Regions from separate parts of the Homo sapiens genome. Here regions 2 and 3 are each linked to region 1. Evidence: chromatin contacts called from ENCODE Hi-C or POLR2A ChIA-PET data. All regions are on one chromosome and are shown on one strand. The core of a region is the stretch at or near the end of the contact, and the rest is flanking DNA. Distances in the headings are between cores, read along the strand shown. Region 1 has its middle 48 kb from the start of CDCA7. Region 2 has its middle 67 kb from the start of SP3. Region 3 has its middle 91 kb from the start of SP3.

The links. A loop is a pair of places that touch in the nucleus more often than their neighbours do. ChIA-PET counts read pairs that join two places held with the same protein, here RNA polymerase II (POLR2A). Pooled maps may share reads with other maps.
Region 2: a loop to region 1 is called in a map of naive thymus-derived CD4-positive, alpha-beta T cell, with 3 times the contacts of the local background. The contact joins two enhancer-like sites. A Hi-C loop is called at or near these places in 5 of 168 maps with a recorded cell type or tissue (HCT116, IMR-90, ectodermal cell and 2 more) and 11 of 50 pooled maps. POLR2A ChIA-PET finds 5 or more read pairs at or near these places in 2 of 52 experiments (Panc1 and activated T-cell).
Region 3: a pooled map shows a loop between it and region 1 (2.2-fold over the local background). The contact joins two enhancer-like sites. A Hi-C loop is called at or near these places in 4 of 168 maps with a recorded cell type or tissue (HCT116, IMR-90, ectodermal cell and 1 more), 1 of 37 single-sample maps with no recorded cell type and 12 of 50 pooled maps. POLR2A ChIA-PET finds 5 or more read pairs at or near these places in 1 of 52 experiments (Panc1).

What each region holds. Positions count from the first base shown.
Region 1 is chr2:173,400,699-173,404,231 of GRCh38, forward strand. No RefSeq gene overlaps it. Among named protein-coding and RNA genes, the nearest start is that of CDCA7, 48 kb to the left of the region's middle. RefSeq lists a silencer at 1,798-1,967. Within about 2 kb of position 1,858, at least 2 of the 41 ENCODE cell types and tissues checked have a DNase peak (open chromatin) inside an H3K27ac peak, as active enhancers do.
Region 2 is chr2:173,896,760-173,900,292 of GRCh38, forward strand. No RefSeq gene overlaps it. Among named protein-coding and RNA genes, the nearest start is that of SP3, 67 kb to the right of the region's middle. Within about 2 kb of position 1,517, at least 4 of the 41 ENCODE cell types and tissues checked have a DNase peak (open chromatin) inside an H3K27ac peak, as active enhancers do.
Region 3 is chr2:173,872,998-173,876,530 of GRCh38, forward strand. No RefSeq gene overlaps it. Among named protein-coding and RNA genes, the nearest start is that of SP3, 91 kb to the right of the region's middle. RefSeq lists a silencer at 2,037-2,166. Within about 2 kb of position 2,019, at least 2 of the 41 ENCODE cell types and tissues checked have a DNase peak (open chromatin) inside an H3K27ac peak, as active enhancers do.

The sequences.
Region 1 (3,533 bases), core at 608-3,107:
TCCAGGCTGCAAGGCTCCGAGAGTCTTCTTAGACCTCTCTGGAACAAATGTATTCACTTAGAATTAGGTTTCTTCTTTTAGCTTCAGCCAAACGCCCTCAGTGCCACACAGGTTTCCCTCTCCTCCCTTTCTCCTTCCCCTCCCCTCCTCTTCTCTCCTTTCTCCAGTATTTATCCTCATAGAAGTGGAAGGACTGGCGTTTAGAAGGAGAGAGGAATATGTCAGTCCTTCAAGGACAACGTACAGGTTCCCTTTGCCCTACAGGGGGCAGACCCTATCATTTCCTAGCTGACACATTTGGCCTCACGGGCTCTCTTCTGGAACCCTTGAGTTCAGAAAGGGTTGAACACTGCCCATTTCCTGCTGCAGTCCCTTCCAGGAGTTCTGTTCCCATGCCTGTAAGCAGTCATTTGGAGTTGCCTAAGAAATCTTTAAGAACTTCACAATATTGAAATCAACTCTTTCAAATGGCATGAAGAATTTTTTGGTTATTAACTCCACCATCTCCCGTTAGCTAAGCTCATTTGTTTTCCCTTGAGAGAAGAGCTCTTCTAGCATCTAATCATACCTAATCTTTCTGCAAAGTTGTTTTCCTAAAAAATTGTGTAAATCAAGTTTTTGTAAATCTAGTCATATGTTTTATGCATCAGGGGAACTTGGAATGTAAAGGAATCTCATGGTGTATGCATACTTCTGTAAAATGAAGATTTGCTCCCTTATTTATTCATTTTTGTAAATCTGAATAATTATTTACTGAGTTGAAGGAGGTATGCCTTTATTTAGGCTTTTGCATTTGGTATCTTTCCATTTTTTATTTTCAAGGTGCCCCAAAATGGCCACACATTCCACCTTTGGAGGAGGAAAACACAGCCAACATGCTCCCTAATTCTAAGTCATAAAGAGCCTCGAAATTCTGTGCCAGTAGTTCATAAGGAGTCCTCGTTTGATCTAGAAAACCAGCAGAAAACCTTGCCGCTGTCCCACAGGAGAGATACACATTTCACACTGACTGGGTTCTACTCCTTCCTTCTTTCCCTTCTTCTTCTCCTTTAGCAAATGAAAAGATGCACAGTACTTGCGATTTCAAATAGAATGGTGTCTGTTAAAGCTTTACCTAGGAGGAATTCCCCAAATCAAGGGACATGGAATTACTCAGCCACAGGAATTCTGGAGAATCCGGTCTCTGAAGATGAAGCTAGAAATGAGCAAAGGTTTACTGTTCGTTGTTTTCCTCGGCAGACAGCGCAGGGTCCTTATGGCATGGAAAGGCTGAGCTGTTGGAGCAGAGTGAAACCTGATTCCCAACATCTGTGCTCTAGACCCCACTCCGAAGGGGGACTTTCTGGAGGTATTTTTCTACTCTCCGTCCCCTGGGTCCCAATTAAGGGAAACACTTTTTTTAGACATGTTATTATCCCATGATAGAAAAGCAGGACTCACTGTTCCTCCTTCCCTCCTTCCCTCCTTTCTTCCTTCCCTCCCTCCCTCCCTCCCTCTCTCCCTCCCTTCCTCACTTTTTCCTTTCTTCCTTTCCCCCATCTAGATGAGCAATGCAAAAGGTCTGGTATTTGAGAAATGTAATTATATTAGTGATAAACTTCATGGTTTAATTTGGGAAATCTCCCAAACCTAAATTCCCAGCCCGGAGGAGTCCAATTAGATCTGGGCTGGGAAAACTAGAATATATTTCAGCGAAGGGGAAATAACCAAGGGGAAGCGAGAACCGCGAATGGCCAAACACTGATGTCGGCTCAAGTCCTCCTCGGAAAATGCCTGTGTATGAGGATAAAGTGGCTGGTGGAAAGTTCACTCAATCAGGGCTGCACGGTCTTGTGGAATAAAATACGTCCAGACAGGGTTACGACGTGCTTTGGATTCCAGCAGGGGGAGCTCTGACTCTGGAAACCGGTCAGTGGCCACCGAACGCTGTTTCACCGGGTCTAGACCTTTGGAGATCAGCGTTCTCTGGTCGCCAAGGTTGGTAACAAGGTCCGTGGGTAATGTCGCTGAACCAGAAACAGAGGTCTCCCTTTGCACAGTCCCCGGTGAGGAAAGCAGTTAACACCTCTGTAGAAACACAGCTGAAGAGGCATTTTAGGAGCAGGTGACCAAAGTCTTACAAAGGCAGCCGGGAAAAAGTCAGGGATGGAAATTAAAGCCCCCGTTTCCTCCTCTTTTTCCCTTCCATACCCCTAGGCATAACTGTTTCTCACTCGGGGGCTGAGCTCTGATATGACATCCTGTGAGGATACCTTTAGCAGGGGGAGCCACAACCCCAATTTTAAAAACTGCCTGTGGTTGGGATGAGCTAGATTTCCTGATGCCATCAGTCAGCTCTGGGCACTGCTGCGCCCTGCTGCTCTCACTTTGGGTGCCTAGGAAGGAGAAACACAATACCTTCGTGCTGTAGCTACATCAGTGCCAAGAGACCCCACTTCCCACGTCTTCTGGACTTGGCTCAGAAGCATCTGCAGAGAGACAAGGAAGCCCCACAAAATGTGGACAAATGCCATTCCAGCCCATGAAATAGCTGAGAAAGAGGGGCTCGGCACAGCATTTTCTAAGCTACGTTGTGTGAAAGGTTGCTGGACCCTAAGGGGCTCCCAGGTATTTATTTCATGCGGTAAAAAGTGTTCTGATGTCAGAGTCTGAGAAAGCCTGTAGGCACTATCTGTGCATTCCCCACTCCCCCAACTTTTGTGGAAAGAAATCTTGTTACAAGTCCTATAAGTTCTACAGTCCAAACAAACAAATGAAAAAGCCCACTTAAATTTGTCTGATCCAGCACTTCCAAAACTTATCTGACCATGACGACCATGACATTTTGTCTTTTCCTTTCCACAAAGCACCTATGTTCTAGGCACTTGTGTCTTGTGGAGCATACCTTGAGAAATACTGAGTATGCATAAAAGAGCAAAGTTCTAGGGGTGAAGAAACTTCTGCATTCCTGTAGATCGGTTCTGATCCTAACGTCTGCTATGATTCTTTTTTTAAGATGGTATTTCGCTCTTGTTGCCCAGGCTAGAGTGCAGTAGTGCAATCTCGGCTCACTGCAACGTCCGCTTCCCAGGCTCAAGCGATTCTCCTGCCTCAGCCTCCTGAGTAGCTGGCATTATAAGAACCCACCACCACACCTGGCTAATTTTTGTATTTTTAGTAGAGATGGGGTTTCACCATGTTGGCCAGGCTGGTCTCGAACTCCTGACCTCAGGTGATCCGCCCCCCTCAGCCTCCCAAAGTGCTTGGATTACAGGCGTGAGCCACTGCGCCAGGCCTGCAGCTATGATTTTTGACATCACGTAGCCTCTCTGAACCTCAGTTTCCTCTTCTGTAAAATGATGACTCCTCCATTCCTACACATCTGCATGGCTCCTGGCTGAAAGGGGAAGGATGGATGTCCGAATATACCTAAAATTTGTGCTCCTGGAGACAGAAATGGATCACACATTTATGTTGAAAGTAGGTTGTAGACTTTTGTCTACAAATAGACAAAATGAACAAAATCTTATGACCAGAGGAGACACTATTCCCCT
Region 2 (3,533 bases), core at 267-2,766, 500 kb after region 1:
CTACATATTGTATGATTCTATTTATATGAAACATCTAGAACAAGTAAATCCATAGAGACAGAAGACAGATTAATGGTTCTGAGGGGCTGGGAGGAGGGGCTTATGGGGACATGTCTGCTTAATGGGCACAGGATTTTCTTTGAGGTAGTTTTGGAAGTAGGTAGAGATAGTGATTGCACAATATTGTCAGTGTATGAAATGCCACTCAATTGTACGCTTTAAGATGGTTAGTGTACAGCATGGTGACTATGGTTAATAACAATGTATTGTATACTTGAAAATTTCTAAGAGAGTAGATTTTAAGTGTTCTTGACACATAATAAATAAGCATGTGAAGTAATGCATATGTTCATTGGCGTGATTTAGCCATTACACAATGTATAAGTATACATTTCAAAATATGCTATATATCATAAGTATGTAAAATTTTTGTCAATTAAAATTTTTTAATGCTAATGGCTCATTTGTTTATGTACATTTATCTCAATAAAAAATGAATCCAACCTAGATTATATTCATCTTTGTACCAATATAGTCATAATTTTAAAAATATATTTATGAAGGAGTCTATAAGGCAAAAGTGCCTAGGACCTATGAAAGTCATAATGCAGCCCTAACCAAGTGCACAGGATGCAGAGACAAGTGGAAGGAACCTGAGCCATCTGAGTGAGAAAGGGTAGTTGGTCAGAGCACAGCGAGTAAGGGACAGGCTCATGTGTGCGGAGGCTGGGGAAGCCGGCAGAGGCCCAGCCAGGCATGGCAAAGCCTCGGGATGCTAGGTGAAGTGCCAATAAAGAGTTTTAAGGAGACTGACATTTTCAAAGATCACTCTGGGCTGCTGATTGGAGTGTGGACTAGTCAGAGTCAGGAAGAGTGGTTACGAGGAGCCCAGATTCCAGGATACTGCTGTAATCCAAGCAAAAAATGATGGCTGTTGCTCGGATGCTGGTAGAGGAGATGTAGAGAGATGCATGGCTTTGAGACACTTGGACAATCAACAAGATCAATATGGGGAATGGGAAGGAGAGGGTGTCAACGTTAACCTTCCCCTTTCTGGCATGAGCATCGAGAAGCATATGACGTTATTCATTGAGATAAATACTGAAGGTCCAGGTTTAGGAGTAGACATTCAGAAACTGAATTCTGAACACATAAAGTTTGAGGTACCTGTGAAAGTTCCAAAACAGGGGCCAAATAGGTAATTCAATATTTTACCTGCAACTCAGTTGAGGAGTGGAGTGAAGATGGAAAACTTGGGAGTTGCCCACGTCTGCAGTAAAAGGAAATCCCAAGAACAAATGAGATCATCCAGTAAAAGAGTGCGGATTGAGAAGAGAAATCAGCTCAGGATCAAGCCTGGGAAAAATTCGACATTTAACTGCCAGGTACAAGAAGAAAAGCTAGCAAAGGAGAGAGAGAAGCGGAAAGAGGAAGAAGGAAACAGCTGGGCCATGGGTAGATATTAGGAAAGAATCTACTTCAACAAATGGAGAACAGCCAACTGATGTGAACACTGAGGTCAGGCAGTATGTGAATGTTTCAATGTTACATGCGTTAGTGACAGGGAGGTCACTGTTGACCTTTTCAAGACCATCTTTAGTGAAGTGAAGGAACAGAAACCAGATGGGAGTTATTTGAGAGGAGAGCAGGGGAAAAGGAAGTGAAAAGTGTGTGGGCAACTCTTTCAAGAACCTGATTGTGAGTGAGGAGTAGGTGACAATGAGACAAGGCGAACCCAGACTTCACTCACCTAGCTGCCTGCCCATGGGGCAATAGGGAAACTAAGACAGAAGTAACTGCCAAAAGCAAAGGAGTTAGCAACCCGGTGCTGCTAATTCTTAGAGGTCAATGACGAGCAAGGCCTAGGTCCTTCTGCAGCTGGTTGCCTGACAGTCTAGCAAGTTGATAGAACCCATGCCGTGACCCTGTTAATTTTATGACTGTTTGCAAAGGGACAGTTTTCTCTGCCCTTGTAGAGCAAAACCAGGGAGGAATTTAAGTTTGCAGCTTGCTCCCCACCAGATCTCACAGTTGTGATGGGATAAAGTCCTCAAGAACAAAGAAGCTGCGATCACACTGAGTCAGAGTCCAAAAAGCCACCTTCAAATAATGTTAAGACTGTATACCACCTTTGGTTGTTCTTTAAGTACAGAGTGTTAAAAGAGGTCGCTCAGCACTGGCGCTGCAGGCTGAGTCCGGCCCCATGATGCTCCCGCACATTCTAGGACACCTTCTTTCTCCACAGCCATAGCTGTTAACGGCTAACTTCTTTCCTCCGAGCCTTTGCCCTCTGTGTCCTAAGTTTAAATTCTAGGACATGAGAAATATCTCAAAAAACTGTCCCTTTATCCTTTGCCAATTGAAAAAGAAACCAGCCCAGCAGAGAGGAGACTAGGTAACACAAGACCTTGGTTCCGGATGGTGTTCACACCTACTGTCGCTTTTGCTGTGCGTCATCAGTCACATAATGACTTATAGGGCAGAATATTGCTTTAAAAAGTTGGTTTTGGCCAGGCGCGTTGGTTCTCGCCTGTTATCCCAGCACTTTGGGAGGCTGAGGTGGGTGGATCACGAGGTCAGGAGATCGAAACACGGTGATATCCCGTCTCTACTAAAACTACAAAAAATTACCTGAGCGTGGTGGCATGTGCCTGCAGTCCCAGCTACTGGGGAGGCTGAGGCAAAAGAATTGCTTGAATCCGGGAGGTGGAGGTTGCAGTGAGCCGAGATTGCACCACTGCACTCCAGCCTGGGTGACAGAATGAGACTCCATCTCAAAAAAAAAAAAAAAAAAGTTGGTTTTGTGCATATGTTGCTGCCTTATAGTTTCTAGTCTCCATTTCAGGGTTGACTCACTGTCTCCAATATTGGAGTAGATTTGAGGAACACTTTGGTTAGAAAGATACATTCCCATCATCAACTTTTCTTAGTTTTTTGCTGCCCTGAATTTGGCTTATCAAGTGAGCCTCAAGTTTAACACTAGAGCCTGAGCAAGTAAGGCCCTATGTTCTTTCTTTGAAAGTCATAAAAGGTTTATTAGGTCCCCTCATGAATCTAAACGTGCCAAGTAGACAAGGCCTATACGCAGGCTCTCCCAGGCTTGGGGCACAGTGCTCCAGATGTCACATCTGTGGATATTTAGCAGAGTTATACTGTAGCTCTTAGAGGATCATGTTTAAGGAAAAACAAAAAACAAAAAAGTAGCCCTTCCCTAACATTGAAATAAAGGGAATATGTTCTTATAATGAAAAAAGTACAGGAAACTAGTGAAACCAAATGGATTTTTTTTTAAGTCAGGAAGGTGATTATAGTCAGAATGTTATCAGCTTCTCTTACTATAACCTTCAGGGTAGAAATTATGAAATGATAATTTCATCCTGAATATCGGGTATATAACATGCACTCAAATGTTTGTTGAAGAAATAAATGCCATCAATCCTGTTTTAGGTTATATGAAGACAGCTGTGATACTTGAGATAATCACACAGGATTTGAAGTCAGAAAGTCTGGAGTACATATTCTGACATCTACTA
Region 3 (3,533 bases), core at 769-3,268, 470 kb after region 1:
GCTTTAAAGTTTGAGAACCACTGCCTTCAGGAAATGATAAACAGGCAGTAAATAACAATTTATTAACTTAAACCATTCATTCATCGGTCCACAGCCCACCCACACCAAAAGACTCAGCAAGAATCTCTCCAGTGTCCTGGTGCCCCTCTGGTGTTAGGTGGCTGTGACCATGGTTCTAGACTCAGCCACACATTTAGAATCACCTGGGGAGCTTTTAATGCTCCTGCTGCCCAGACAGCACCCCACACCCATCAAATCAGAACCTCTGAGCGTGAGAACCAGGCATCTGCACTTGCTTAAGCTACCCAGGTGATTCCGATGTGCCGACCAGTTTGGGAACCACTGTCAGAGCACCTAACAAAGCCTCTGAAATCAGACTTGCCAGAAAAGATAACAATTACAAGACACAGACAAGTAAGGGGGTAGGAGAGCATAGAGAAGGCCCAGCAGGGAGCTTCCTTCATTTATTCACTACTGTGCTTCAAAAGAAGTGTTTAGAAGCAAGGGAAGACATGTAGGAAGCTATCTTTTACAGGATAAAAAGACTAGAAAGGTTTCCCGGAAGTCACTGGGGAATTTGGAACACGCCCTCATTCTCCTGAACATGCCCCAAGACTCAAGAAGTGGATAGGTTGGAGCAGGAAGGATAAAAGTTCTCAACTGCCCCTCCTGACCCTTCCTGAACACACTTGAGCACTACCAGCCCTTTAATTCACTTCTCCTGCCCTAATGGAGATTGGCAAACAGTGGCTGAGAGCACAACTGGGTCCCAGGTTGCAGGATGATCATGAAGATGATAGTGAGAAAGACAGTGGGGGAAGGGGAAGGAAGAGGAGAAGGAAGAGGAGGGAGCTCACCTTCCTGTGAGGTTCCCATATGCTAAGCCCAGGGCCTCAGTCATTTTCTTCTTTAACTTCACACAGCATCTCCATTTGGCAGTGGATGATCTGAGGCCAGAGGACTTGCCCCAGGTCATTTCTGTGAGTGACAAAAGCACTCTCCAATAGAGACAATGAAGCCTCAAAGGAATCAAGGATGTGGGGGGCAAGCAGGAAAGAGACTCTGAGAGGGGAGACACATGAGGCCCCTGGGCGGGGCCCACAGCATAGGGAGACCGTGCAGAAGTCAGCCTTACCATCTACTTTAATCCAGGGGTGAGGTTCTGGATCGTGGGGCAGGAATGGAGGCTTCCTGTGGCATCCAGAGCAGCTGGGGTGAGGGAGAGCGCACGGGAAGCGGGCCTGTGGCAGTGGCCACGTACTGACATACATGGATGGATTTCCACATCCAGACAACCAATGTAGCTACATCAGTGTGTGTCAGCGAAAGGTGAGCCCTGGTTTCACCTGGTGCGGATATAGAGCAGAAGGTTTTTTGTGGTTTCAGAGATATCTTTTAAAAGCCCTTTGGCATCTTCCTTAAGCCTCGTTCTTAATGAGGTCCCAGATGTCTCAACTGGGCCACAAGCACTAGCATGTCTAACTGCATCCGTGAAGGTGGGTCCCCCTCCCCTCCACCAGAGGGCCCATCCTGGGGGCTCTTTTCGAAAGCCAGTGCATATAATTGTTGCATAGGAAGAACCTGATGGGTACCGTGGTAGGGAGAGCAGGGGAGAAATTCCTAAAACATTACACAAATTTATCTCAAATTTCCCATCTGAGCTGGAAGAAATGCCCCAAAATATAACCCACAGGAGCAGCTCTTTGCTTCAATGTTGCAAGTTTTCAGTTAGACAGGAAAGTCTCAGCTTAGGCAACTTGAGAGCAAACCTCATTCAGTGAAGAGGCCCACAAGGTCAGAAGATTGGGACCTGGCTGGGAGTCTCAGGAGAATACAGTGAAAAGAAATCACAAGGTTGCTGCTTCAATGATGTAAATTGAATTGTGGAATAAACATTCATAAAGAAAAATATGGACTGATATATACTGTCAGGCAATATTATGACAAGCATTTTGCACAGATTTAAGGAAATCAGAGCACAAGAAAGGGGAAGCACCCAAGCCAATGCCTGCCTATGCCAGGCAAAGGGTGAAGCATGATCAGCCAAGCATCCAACCACCAGTTCACAGTTACAGGGTAAAGTGAAAACTAAGCTGTTTGGTTGTGGAATGGACCTAGCACTACACAGATCCCAATCACTGACACAGCATTTACAGTAATAACAGCCAACAATTACAGAACGCTCAAAAGTCCTTTGAGAAGCAGTCAAATGAAACTCACAGCATCTGCTGTGGGAAAAATGTTGAGGATATTGTCCACTGTATCACCCAGGTCCCCACAGGAAAGACCCCATTAAAAAATTTCTTCTTTTTTTTTTTTATTGAAAGCTGAGACGAGCTTTACTTCCCTTGAGGAAACAGTCTGGTCTGTTTTGTCATTCCTGAGCACGAAAATGATGTCCTAACTGTTCATTTCTCTTTTTTCTTTTTTTGAAACGGAGTCTCACTCTGTCTCCGAGGCTGGAGTGCAGTGGTGCAATCTTGGCTCACTGCAACCTCTGCCTCCCGGGTTCAAGCGATTCTTCTGCCTCAGCCTCCTGAGTAGCTGGGGCTACAGACTTGCACCACCATGCCCAGCTAATTTTTGTATTTTTAGTAGAGATGGGGTTTCACCATATTGGCCAGGCTGGTCTCGAACTCATGACTTCATGATCCGCCCACCTCGGCCTCCTAAAGTGCTGGGATTACAGGCATGAGCCACCACGCCCTGCCTCTCTCTCTCTCTCTCTCTCTGTCTCTCATTTTTTAAAGCTTCGGGTAGCTCACAAACTCAAAATTCAAATATAGCAGAGGTCTTGATCGCCTATACCACTCATCTCAAAACCATTTTTTAATCTCACCGTCCCCATAGGGAAAAATTTAAGGATAACTCCCTACTAGATGTATATTTATTTATTTATTTATAAATCATATACATGGTCAGGCATGGTGGCTCATGCCTGTAATGGCGGCACTTTGGGAGGCTGAAGCAGGTGGATCCCTCGCATCCAGAAGTTTGACACCAGCCTGGGTAACATAACAAGATCCCATCTCTACAAAAAAAATTAAAAATTAGCTGGGCATGGTGGCACATGCCTGTAGTCTCAGCTATTTGAGAGGCTGAGGAGGGAGCATCACTTGAGCCTGAGAGGTTGAGGCTGCAATGAGCTATGATTGTGCCACTGCAGAGTGAGACCTTGTCCCTAAATAAATAAATAAATGAAATACATGTACATCTATTATTACCCAATATTTTAAAGTGTAATATACACAGAGGCCAAGGCTTGTTGTCAATGACTGAGGATATAAATCCATATTTCAAAGGGTCTTCTAGGGGCCGGGCATGGTGGCTCACACCTGTAATCCCAGCACTTTGGGAGGCCGAGGTGGGTGGATCACCTGACGTCAGGAGTTCGAGACCAGCCTGGCCAACATGGCGAACCCTGACTCTACTAAAAATACAAAAATTAGCCGGGCGTGGTGGCAGATGCCTGTAGTCCCAGTTACTCAGGAGGCTGAGGTAGGAGAATCATTTGAACCCGGGAGGCAGGGGTT